Linked DNA regions of Homo sapiens: region 1 is linked to region 2. Evidence: chromatin contacts called from ENCODE Hi-C data. All regions are on one chromosome and are shown on one strand. The core of a region is the stretch at or near the end of the contact, and the rest is flanking DNA. Distances in the headings are between cores, read along the strand shown.

Region 1 (4,756 bases), core at 471-2,970, 53 kb before region 2:
CACTCTGGGCTAATGCTTTGTGAAGAAGTAACTGCACTACAGCCCTTGAATCTCTTCATTTTGCAATGCAATTTAGGCCCTTCTCAGAGGAAACATGTATCTCTGGACAAACAAAGAAGCACCATTTCACCCAGAGATAATTTTCACATGAGAATGAACTTTATAGGTCCTCAATTCCCATCCCTTCATTGAACAAGTGGAAAAAAAAAAAAAACTAGCCCAGAGACCATGTAGCCATTAGTGCTTTGGGGTCCTTATCCATCTCCAAATTATGTCCCAGCAGACTGACAGGGAATTTAATTCCTCCTAATAGTCACTCAGTTCCTTAAACAATGAAGATGCAGAGTTACAATAACAACAGGTCAGGGGTTTAGACACAATAACCACTGACACTTACTGAGGGATTACCACATGTCAGGTGATGCCTAAATTTTTATGTGCATAATTTTACTTGACCTTCATAACAATCTGGAGATAGGTGGTATTATTATAACCATCCTATAGATGGGCAAACAGGCTCTGAGAAGTTAAGCCACTTGTTCAAGGTCATACAGCTAAAAAATGGCTAATCTTCAGTTTGAATCCAGATGAATTAATTAGACATCAAGAGTGTCGATTACCATGCTATACTATTCTGCTCTTAACTGGCCTTATAAAGTCTTTTAAGAGAGTCCATTCATCTTTTGTTCATGAAACAGGATCATATAGGGATAATTTTAACCCTGCTGCGCCATCCAGGTAACCTGCCACCTAATGCCCTTATTCCCTGGGCCTACCTGAAATGCTTGCATTTAATTCCCTTTAATCTCCTACTTGTTGACTTAAAGGTCCTAATGCAAGACATGTGGCTGGCTGATGCTATAATGAGAAGCAGATATCTCAAAACAAAATAGGAAAATGTATCTTGTTGAGGGAGCTAATTTCAAGAGTAGAAATAATGCAATAGGACTAAAAGATGCAGTTTTGTGGTCTTCTGACATTAGATATCTCGACTAGTAACGGGTTATTTCAAAATCCAAATCTGGGGTCTTCCAGAGAGCAAGGTCAGGAAGTAAGGCCAGTGTGGTTGATTTTGTCCTTCAAACCCAGTGCCTTACTCTCCGGCCTCAACAATCCAGACTCAACATGTTCCTTTCCTGGTTGAACTCCCAGAACATGAAAGGAAAATGGGACTCGCAAATCGTGGGAACTGCAAGTGATTCAGTTTAGAGTAACATGAGTTGATCTCTTCTTGTTTCTCCACTTTTATTTCCTTTGGCCTTATCTATTCTAGCAGAACTGTGGTTACATCAGTAAGCCACTTCAAATCCTTTCTGAAGTAAGACAGAAGTATAAATGAATAAAATAATTATCAGGGAAATGCGTGTGGATCTCTTTGCTCTCTGGGTCTGCTGCTACCATTTCCCTTCCACCTGTAAACACCATTCTGGCTTCTTCTGCAAAAAACTCAAGGAAAATTGCCTGAAAAACAACATGTGTGGGAAATACGGTCCTTGACTTTAACCCTGAACATAATGTTCTAAGACATTTTTTAAAACTAGATTTCCTTCCAGAATTCAACTTGCACCAGTCTGCCAAATAAACATTTTGGATTCAAACAGTAGTTAGGGAAATGCTTGTATCTTAGATTTGAATGAGAAGAGGAAACTGCTGTGGTTGAGAGATTGCGAAGTGCCATTCCATTCGGCATGACATTAAAAGAGCAGCAACAATCAAAGCTGCACTTCTCCTCACCATGAGGTTCCTGTCTGCACAGCACAACACTCATGAGGGGGAGGTATCGATTTTCAGAAGGAAGATCCAGTGTACAACTTGGTCCCCAAGAAATGCAATTGTTTAAAACCAGAACCAACTAAAGTGGCTTATGTAAGCTCACATTTAAGGAAACATCTGCCTCTGCCTTGATTCCCTCATTAGCAACCTGTTATGGCTAAACTACCACATGGTGATCCAAAATGTCAATTCTTTAAAGTTGTAACTTTGCCAAAAGAAATACACAACACATATATGTGGCGCCAATAGTGCTGCTTTGATTTATAAGCTAGTCATGCTAGTTTAACTGTAGAAATAGTGCTGTCTTAATACAATATTGTTCCTCTGCAAAGCTGAATCAATTCTTTAGAGTTCTGTTTGGTGAATAAAAACAAGAGAGCAGGTCAACTTGCTAATGAACTACATTTTCCCCCATGATTAGGGAAAAGAGGGAAAAAGAACAATTATTAGCAAAAAGTTTACTGCATGCTATTATTAAACTTTGCCTCCCTAAGTAAAATTAAACAATTGTTTTGTTAATAGGACTCATGTGTTTTTTACAAGAAAGTCTCAGGGATAAATGTCCAGTGAGAATTGATTCCCACTTTGGATATGATGGGCTTTGGGGAGGTGCAGGAAAGAATGGGGGGAGAGGGACTGACACTATAAACAGACTAAACTAGGTGCAAGAGATGGGACTAGTGGGTTTCACTGCTTACGTATTTCTAAGAGCCAAACTCACTGGCTCTTATGATGCTCCCTAAGTCAGTGATGGGGACTGGAGGAACAAGTCACTGTCACATCCACTGCTGATCCCACTCATTCCCAGGGATAATGCCAGAACCAGGAGAAAGGCCTTCCTTAAGATTGGGAATGGGAGATGCCTGAGAGCTCAGGAAGCTGATGCCAGTTCCTTCTTTGCTATACACAACAAAGTCTTTTTTCCTACCTGTTTTGTACCTCATATCACAAGTACTCAGTTCAGCCTGCTCACATGGGGGGCACTAAGTTGATAAGGAATCACGAACACCATGGTGCTAGACAGGAGCACTGCCATTCAGAAGAAAAACGATTCCGGATATAAATCTGTTGAACTCTGCTTCGGTTATTCAACATATGTTACACAATATTTAATTATATTGAATTGATACTTAAAACTTTCATTCTTCTATACAATCCACTTGTTTTAGTGTTGCTTTTAATTATAAACTAAGATTCAGTAAGTTTGCTTTTTTTTTTTTAAAGTATACTTTAAGTACTAGGGTACATGTGCACAATGTACAGGTTTGTTACATATGTATACATGTGCCATGCTGGTGTGCTGCACCCATTAACTCGTCATTTACATTAGGTATATCTCCTAATGCCATCCCTCCCTGCTCCCCCTACCCCATGACAGGCCCTGATGTGTGACGTTCCCCACCCTGTGTCCAAGTGTTCTCATTGTTCAATTCCCACCTATGAGTGAGAATATGTGGTGTTTGGTTTTCTGTCCCTGCGATAGTTTGCTGAGAATGATGGTTTCCAGCTTCATCCATGTCCCTACAAAGGACATGAACTCATCCTTTTGTATGGCTGCATAGTATTCCATGGTGTATATGTGCCACATTTTCTTAATTCAGTCTATCATTGATGGACATTTGGGTTGGTTCCAAGTCTTTGCTATTGTGAATAGTGCCACAATAAACATACGTGTGCATGTGTCTTTATAGCAGCATGATTTATAATCCTTTATGTACCCAGTAATGGGATGTCTGGGTCAAATGGTATTTCTAGTTCTAGGTCCTTGAGGAATCGCCACACTGTCTTCCACAATGGTTGAGCTAGTTTACAGTCCCACCAACAGTGTAAAAGTGTTCCTATTTCTCCACATCCTCTCCAGCACCTGTTGTTTCCTGACTTTTTAATGATTGCCATTCTAACTGGTGTGAGATGGTATCTCATTGCGGTTTTGATTTGCATTTCTCTGATGGCCAGTGATGATGAGCATTTTTTCATGTGTCTGTTGGCTGCATAAATATCTTCTGTTGAGAAGTGTCTTGTTCATATACTTCACCCACTTTTTGATGGGGTTGATTTTCTCTTGTAAATTTGTTTAAGTTCTTTGTAGATTCTGGATATTAGCCCTTTGTCAGATGGGTAGATGGTAAAAATTTTCTCCCATTCTGTAGGTTGCCTGTTCACTCTGATGGCAGTTTCTTTTGCTGTGCAGAAGCTCTTTAGTTTAATTAGATCCCATTTGTCAATTTTGGCTTTTGTTGCCATTGATTTTGTTGTTTTAGACATGAAGTCCTTGCCCATGCCTATGTCCTGAATGGTATTGCCTAGGTTTTCTTCTATGGTTTTTATGGATTTAGGTCTAACATTTAAGTCTTTAATCCATCTTGAGTTAATTTTTGTATAAGGTATAAAGAAGGGATCCAGTTTCAGCTTTCTGCATATGGCTAGCCAGTTTTCCCAGCACCATTTATTAAATAGGGAATCCTTTCCCCATTGCTTGTTTTTCTCAGGTTTGTCAAAGATCAGTTGGTTGTAGCTTTGTGGCATTATTTCTGAGGGCTCTGTTCTGTTCCATCAGTCTATATCTCTGTTTTGGTACCAGTACCATGCTGTTTTGGTTACTGTAGCCTTGTAGTATAGTTTGAAGTCAGGTAGCGTGATGCCTCCAGCTTTGTTCTTTTGGCTTAGGATTGACTTGGCAATGCGGGTTCTTTTTTGGTTCCGTATGAACTTTAAAGTAATTTTTCCAATTCTGTGAAGAAAGTCATTGGTAGCTTGATAGGGATGGCATTGAATCTATAAATTACCTTGGGCAGTATGGCCATTTTCATGATATTGATTCTTCTTATCCATGAGCATGGAATGTTCTTCCATTTGTTTGTATCCTCTTTTATTTCGTGGAGCACTGGTTTGTAGTTCTCCTTGAAGAGGTCCTTCACATCCCTTGTAAGTTAGATTCCTAGGTATTTTATTCTCTTTGAAGTAATTGTGAATGGGAGTTCAC
Region 2 (4,930 bases), core at 1,416-3,915:
CAGATACCTAAAAACCACATATAAAAAAGGAATAATCCTAAACAAAATTGGGAAAGAAAGCTTACTTTTTGGTTTAATAAATCCCAAACTGCTTAATCTTGCATTTCAGACCAGCACTGTCCAATAAAAATATAATGTGAGCCATATATATAATTTAAAACTTTCTAGTAGCCACATTTTAAAAAGTAAAAAAAAGTGAAATTAACTTTAAAAATATATTTAAGATGTAATTTTAGAAACATTTCAATGTGTAATCAATATAAAAATTATTGAGCTATTTTACATTTTTTATACTTGATCTTTGAAATCTAGCATTTATTTCACACTTAGACTACACCCCAATTTGGATAAGACATACTCAAAGTGCTTAATGCCACATGTGGCTAGTTGGCTACTGTATTGTCCCAACTACACACTTCTCATATACTGACTTAAACCCTACCACTTTCCCATCCCTGAACACATCCCAAGTTTTAGCAAGCACAGGTGCCAGATTTTCCAAGATGGTCCTAATTTCATCTATTCTATCCCACGGCACCTGAATGTCCTTGTTTTCAGTACCAAGGGCAGTGTACTGCCTTGGTACTGGTCTCACTCTAGGGCTGCTCCGCCTGAGTTTGAATTCACTTCTTACTCTGTACAACTTGAGCAAATTATTTAACACCGTTTTAGAGCCTCGGTTCTCCCATTTTGTAAATAGATAAGAATATGCGGCCGGGCATGGTGGCTCAGGCCTGTAATCCCAGCACTTTGGGAGGCAGAGGTGGGTGGATCACAAGATCAGGAGTTCAAGACCAGCCTGACCAACATGATGAAATCCCATCTCTCCTAAAAATACAAAAATCAGCGGGGTGTGGTGGCACACACCTGTAATCCCAGTTACTCAGGAGGCTAAGGCAGGAGAATCGCTTGAACCCGGGAAGCAGAGGTTGCAGTGAGCTGAGATCTACCACTGCACTCCAGCCTGGGTGACAGAGTGAGACTCTGTCTCAAAACAAAACAAACAAACAAAAAAAAAGAACGTGCTTTTCCCAGGATTGTTGGGATAAAGGGAGATGATATTCCTGGAACCCCACACTCTATTCAATGCTATTAGTAACAGTGAAGTAGAATTATCTTCAAAACAGTCTCTTCCTCCCCTGCCCCACCACAGGTCCTGATTTGGGGTTGTGAAAACATGTTCCCTTTTCTATCCATATTACTTTACCCAGGATGCTCCCTGCTGCTCAGACCTATGTGTCAATCCACTAAAAAATCCAGTCCATCTTCAAGGGTCAAATCAAACACACCTCTCCTTCAGGAAGTCTTTTCCTTTTCCTAGCCCCCTCCTCTAAGACAGATGTATTCCCATGAGTCTGCCTTAATATCTTTATTTCTCATTGTCTATAGCATCCTAATTATTCATATAGGATTTAGCTCATCTTTTGGACTCTTCTTCAAGGGCTAATAACCTTACTAAATTTGTGAGTCCCCTACTGCCCTTTCACCCCTTTCATATTTGCCCAGAAGGGTCCTGACATTCAAAATATGATTTTGAAGCAAATTAATAAATACCCAACAGCTTTGGATTAATATTGGCCTTCCATTATTGACAAAAATACCAATACTAAGACAGAGTTTTAAAAATAATCTTGTGAGATACCTTCTAGCTTTAAGATCAGTCCTCTCCACTCTCCTTTCTGCGGCCTGCGCACCTGCCCTCCATGAGTCTCCAGGCTCTCTCCCCAGGTCTCCCAGTTCTGTCTCCTCCTAGGCCTTCCCCCATCACAAAGTGATCTCAACCAGAGCTGTGTCCTGCCTCCCACTGCACCATTAAATGCACCTGCTCTCAACTCTGATTTTTCAGGGCACTGCCAGGTGACCTGATCTACCAATCCCATCGAAGGAACTACCTTGGAGCATCCCCACTGAGACAGCAGATTCATTAACTGGGCAGGTTAATGCCAAAGTGTTAGTACAGAATATCAAAGAGCTACAAAAGGCCATGAGGAGACCTCAGGCAAATGCACTCTGTGCACACACAGTTATTTCACAAACCATAAGGCATATTTCTTCTAAAGACAAGGTGATCTGTCTTCCAGCTTCAGGGAAGGATATAAGCAGAAGTATTTGCTAATTCATTAGCTTAATTTAAGTGTTCAGAACAAAAGACAGTAAAAACAAAGGAATGTTACTGTTTGAAATAGAAACTTTTTGAGTTTCTACTAAGTTCTTATAATAAAATTTTTGTTTAAAATGAAAATAAATCTTGAATGAAGAAAGATCACTAACTCATTTTATTAAAGTACCATGTTCTTTCTACTTTAAGAAATGGTGATTAATCCTCAGAGGAGTCTCTGTGTCACTGACTAGAAACACAAATTATTTCTAGATTTTGAGAAAGGCTTTGCTTCCTCATAGTGGGTCTCCAACAAACCCTGGCAGCTCTTATTTATTTTCTCAGAACACTTAGACCTGAGCAATGGGGGGGGTGGAAGATTACCCCTGGAGGTGGCAAGGAAGATGTGGGCCACATCTGCAAGTGAGTAATGGTACCATTATGGGCAACAGAAACAGGTCTCAAAAGCGTTTATTTCCCCTTCCTTAACACAGGCCAGAAGAGGAGCTGACACATCATAGCTGCTGGGCTGTGGCAGCTGCGCCTGGGAAAGACACAGCAGGAAGTGCTATCTCACACTCACTGCCCTCTGCTCTCCCTTCCTTCCCCTGGCCCAGCCTAGGCGCCAGTCGCAGTTACAGAAAATAATTGCATCCAGTCTAACCCCTGCTACTCCACAGACCAAGTCCATTAGAGCACCAGCAACCTTTGGAAGTTATCCAAATGCTAACTAGCTTTTGGCAAGCACATAGTAAATGAGAAATTTTAAAGCCTGTGGCTATCTCATCAATGACTCCAAGACTCAGTTTGAACACCAGAGGATTGTACAATTAACAGTCATTTTTAAAACCACTTTGTAAATGTTCCTGATGATATAAAATCATAGTGCATAAACTGTGATTCCAGTTTAGGTCTGGATATCTTGCTGCAGGTGTCTTCTACTACCTGAGAGGCCCAATGGCAGACGACACGGAGCCCTGGCATCAGGAAACTCAGGTCGCATCCAGACTCTACCACTAACTGCCTATGCACCCTCTGAGCGTGTTTCTTCATCTACAAGTCAAAGGTTGGGGCATAATAAATATTTGGCTCTCTTTTAGCTCTCAAAAACTCTATTACTTAGAGTAATACTAGGCTATGTCGCTGTGAGAAATAAACCCCAAGGCCTCAATGACTTAACCCAATAAACCCACACAAAGTCTCCTGCTGATCATCAGAAACTCTCTTCCATCCAGTGTCAAAGGGATCAGGCTCTCTCCATCATGTGGTGCCATGTTTCCACACAAGGCCTCCAAGGACACCACAGAAGGCGAGGGGAGAGGTAGTAGAGTCACACCAGCTCTTAAGTGCCCCGACCTGGAAGTAATACAGGCCCTTCCTCTCACTGTCGATTATCCAGACCTAATCACATGGCTGCAATCTAACTGCAGAAGGCACTGGGAATATGCATGAGCACATAAGATATTTGGTGAGCACTGTTTATCTCTGCCACACAGGTGACAGTCTATTTACTTATTTTAATAATTTAATCTATCTATATATTTATACTGATGAAACATCATGATATGCTACACTGTAGATGTGAAGAAAAAGTTCTTAAAATTTTGTCTGCCAGATACACAGAAAGGCAGATGGAGAGGAGGGAACATGGCCTTTGATGATGAACACTAAACCAAATGCCCAACACCCAAGCAGACACAGTCCATGGGGTACTCAGGAGTTCGGTACTCAAGAGTTACCATGGGGAGACCAATGCACTCCAATTGATGCCAGGCCTCCTCTATCTGAGTCACACAGGAAGCACTGGGGTCCAACAGAGGGAAACAAGTCTTAACCTCTCCCACCCCTAATCACACTGAACCTGGATGGTCTGCCTGCTAGTCTGTTGATAGCCTAGGAAGCTGTATTTTGCATTTCTTCTTCCAGTCAGTGCCTCTTCTCTTCTCCAAGACTTTATTTCTGCCATGAACAATGTCATCAAAAACATGCTTGTCCAAAAGCTGTCCAACAGTACCTGGTGCAGCTATAAATACCACACTGATCCCAGCTGAGGGCCCCACACTCCCACTCAAATACTAGTAGAAATCTGGTAGTTGGGTAAGACTTTTGAACATCATGGACTTAAATGTGGCATAGGTGCCCGGTTATTTTTTTCTACTATTTGAAAATTTCTCAAGAGTTACATAACTGAGAGAATAAAGGTATGGAAAAAGTCATATGACATAGATGATATATTTCATTACTGGGAAAGCATAACTGCTATAGACAAAGTTGAAGATACTGTGTTGTTATGCTAATTTATTATTTCCATTGAATTCTGTTTAGGCACTCAGTATGTTTAGCCATACTCTCCTAAATGGAGGAACACTAGAAGCAGAGAGGGCAATCAAAGCTAAGTGTAGAAACCTGAAAGTTCATGAAAAGATATGTTCTCAGTAGGCAAGACCAATGCCTGCAATCATAGAACCTGGGGATAGAGCTGTTACAGAAAGAACACAGCCCATATCATGGGGTGCCTCACCCGTAGAGGCTCTATCAACAGAGATGAAGGAAAAGTCAGGGTGAAGTTTCCAGAAATGTCAACTTTCCTACAAATGGGACATGGTTAATGTGCAGCAATGACCCAGGCTTTGGGTCAAAATGAAGCCCAGAGGATTCATTTTGACCTCTGAGGCTCAGAGGTCAAATAGCCCAACATAATCATGATAATCATGATAGAAGGACTCATACCCATATCTGTTTGACCCCAAAGCATGCTCTGCACATATGCTGCACACCGGGAGTGCTTTCCACCTCTGCACGCTCCCCAGGATCCTCACATGACCTTGACTA

What was found. Hi-C counts contacts between places; a loop is a spot of excess contacts on that map. Pooled maps may share reads with other maps.
Region 1: a map of endothelial cell of umbilical vein shows a loop between it and region 2 (5-fold over the local background). The contact joins two enhancer-like sites. A Hi-C loop is called at or near these places in 3 of 168 maps with a recorded cell type or tissue (Caco-2, cardiac septum and endothelial cell of umbilical vein) and 3 of 50 pooled maps.

The regions. Positions count from the first base shown.
Region 1 is chr3:39,957,912-39,962,667 of GRCh38, reverse strand. The region is part of intron 2 of MYRIP (myosin VIIA and Rab interacting protein); the gene reads right to left. Among named protein-coding and RNA genes, the nearest start is that of MYRIP, 150 kb to the right of the region's middle. RefSeq lists a silencer at 1,576-1,870. Within about 2 kb of position 1,720, at least 2 of the 41 ENCODE cell types and tissues checked have a DNase peak (open chromatin) inside an H3K27ac peak, as active enhancers do; they include endothelial cell of umbilical vein, where a contact is called at or near this core.
Region 2 is chr3:39,905,971-39,910,900 of GRCh38, reverse strand. The region is part of intron 2 of MYRIP (myosin VIIA and Rab interacting protein); the gene reads right to left. Among named protein-coding and RNA genes, the nearest start is that of MYRIP, 99 kb to the right of the region's middle. Within about 2 kb of position 2,665, at least 6 of the 41 ENCODE cell types and tissues checked have a DNase peak (open chromatin) inside an H3K27ac peak, as active enhancers do; they include endothelial cell of umbilical vein, where a contact is called at or near this core.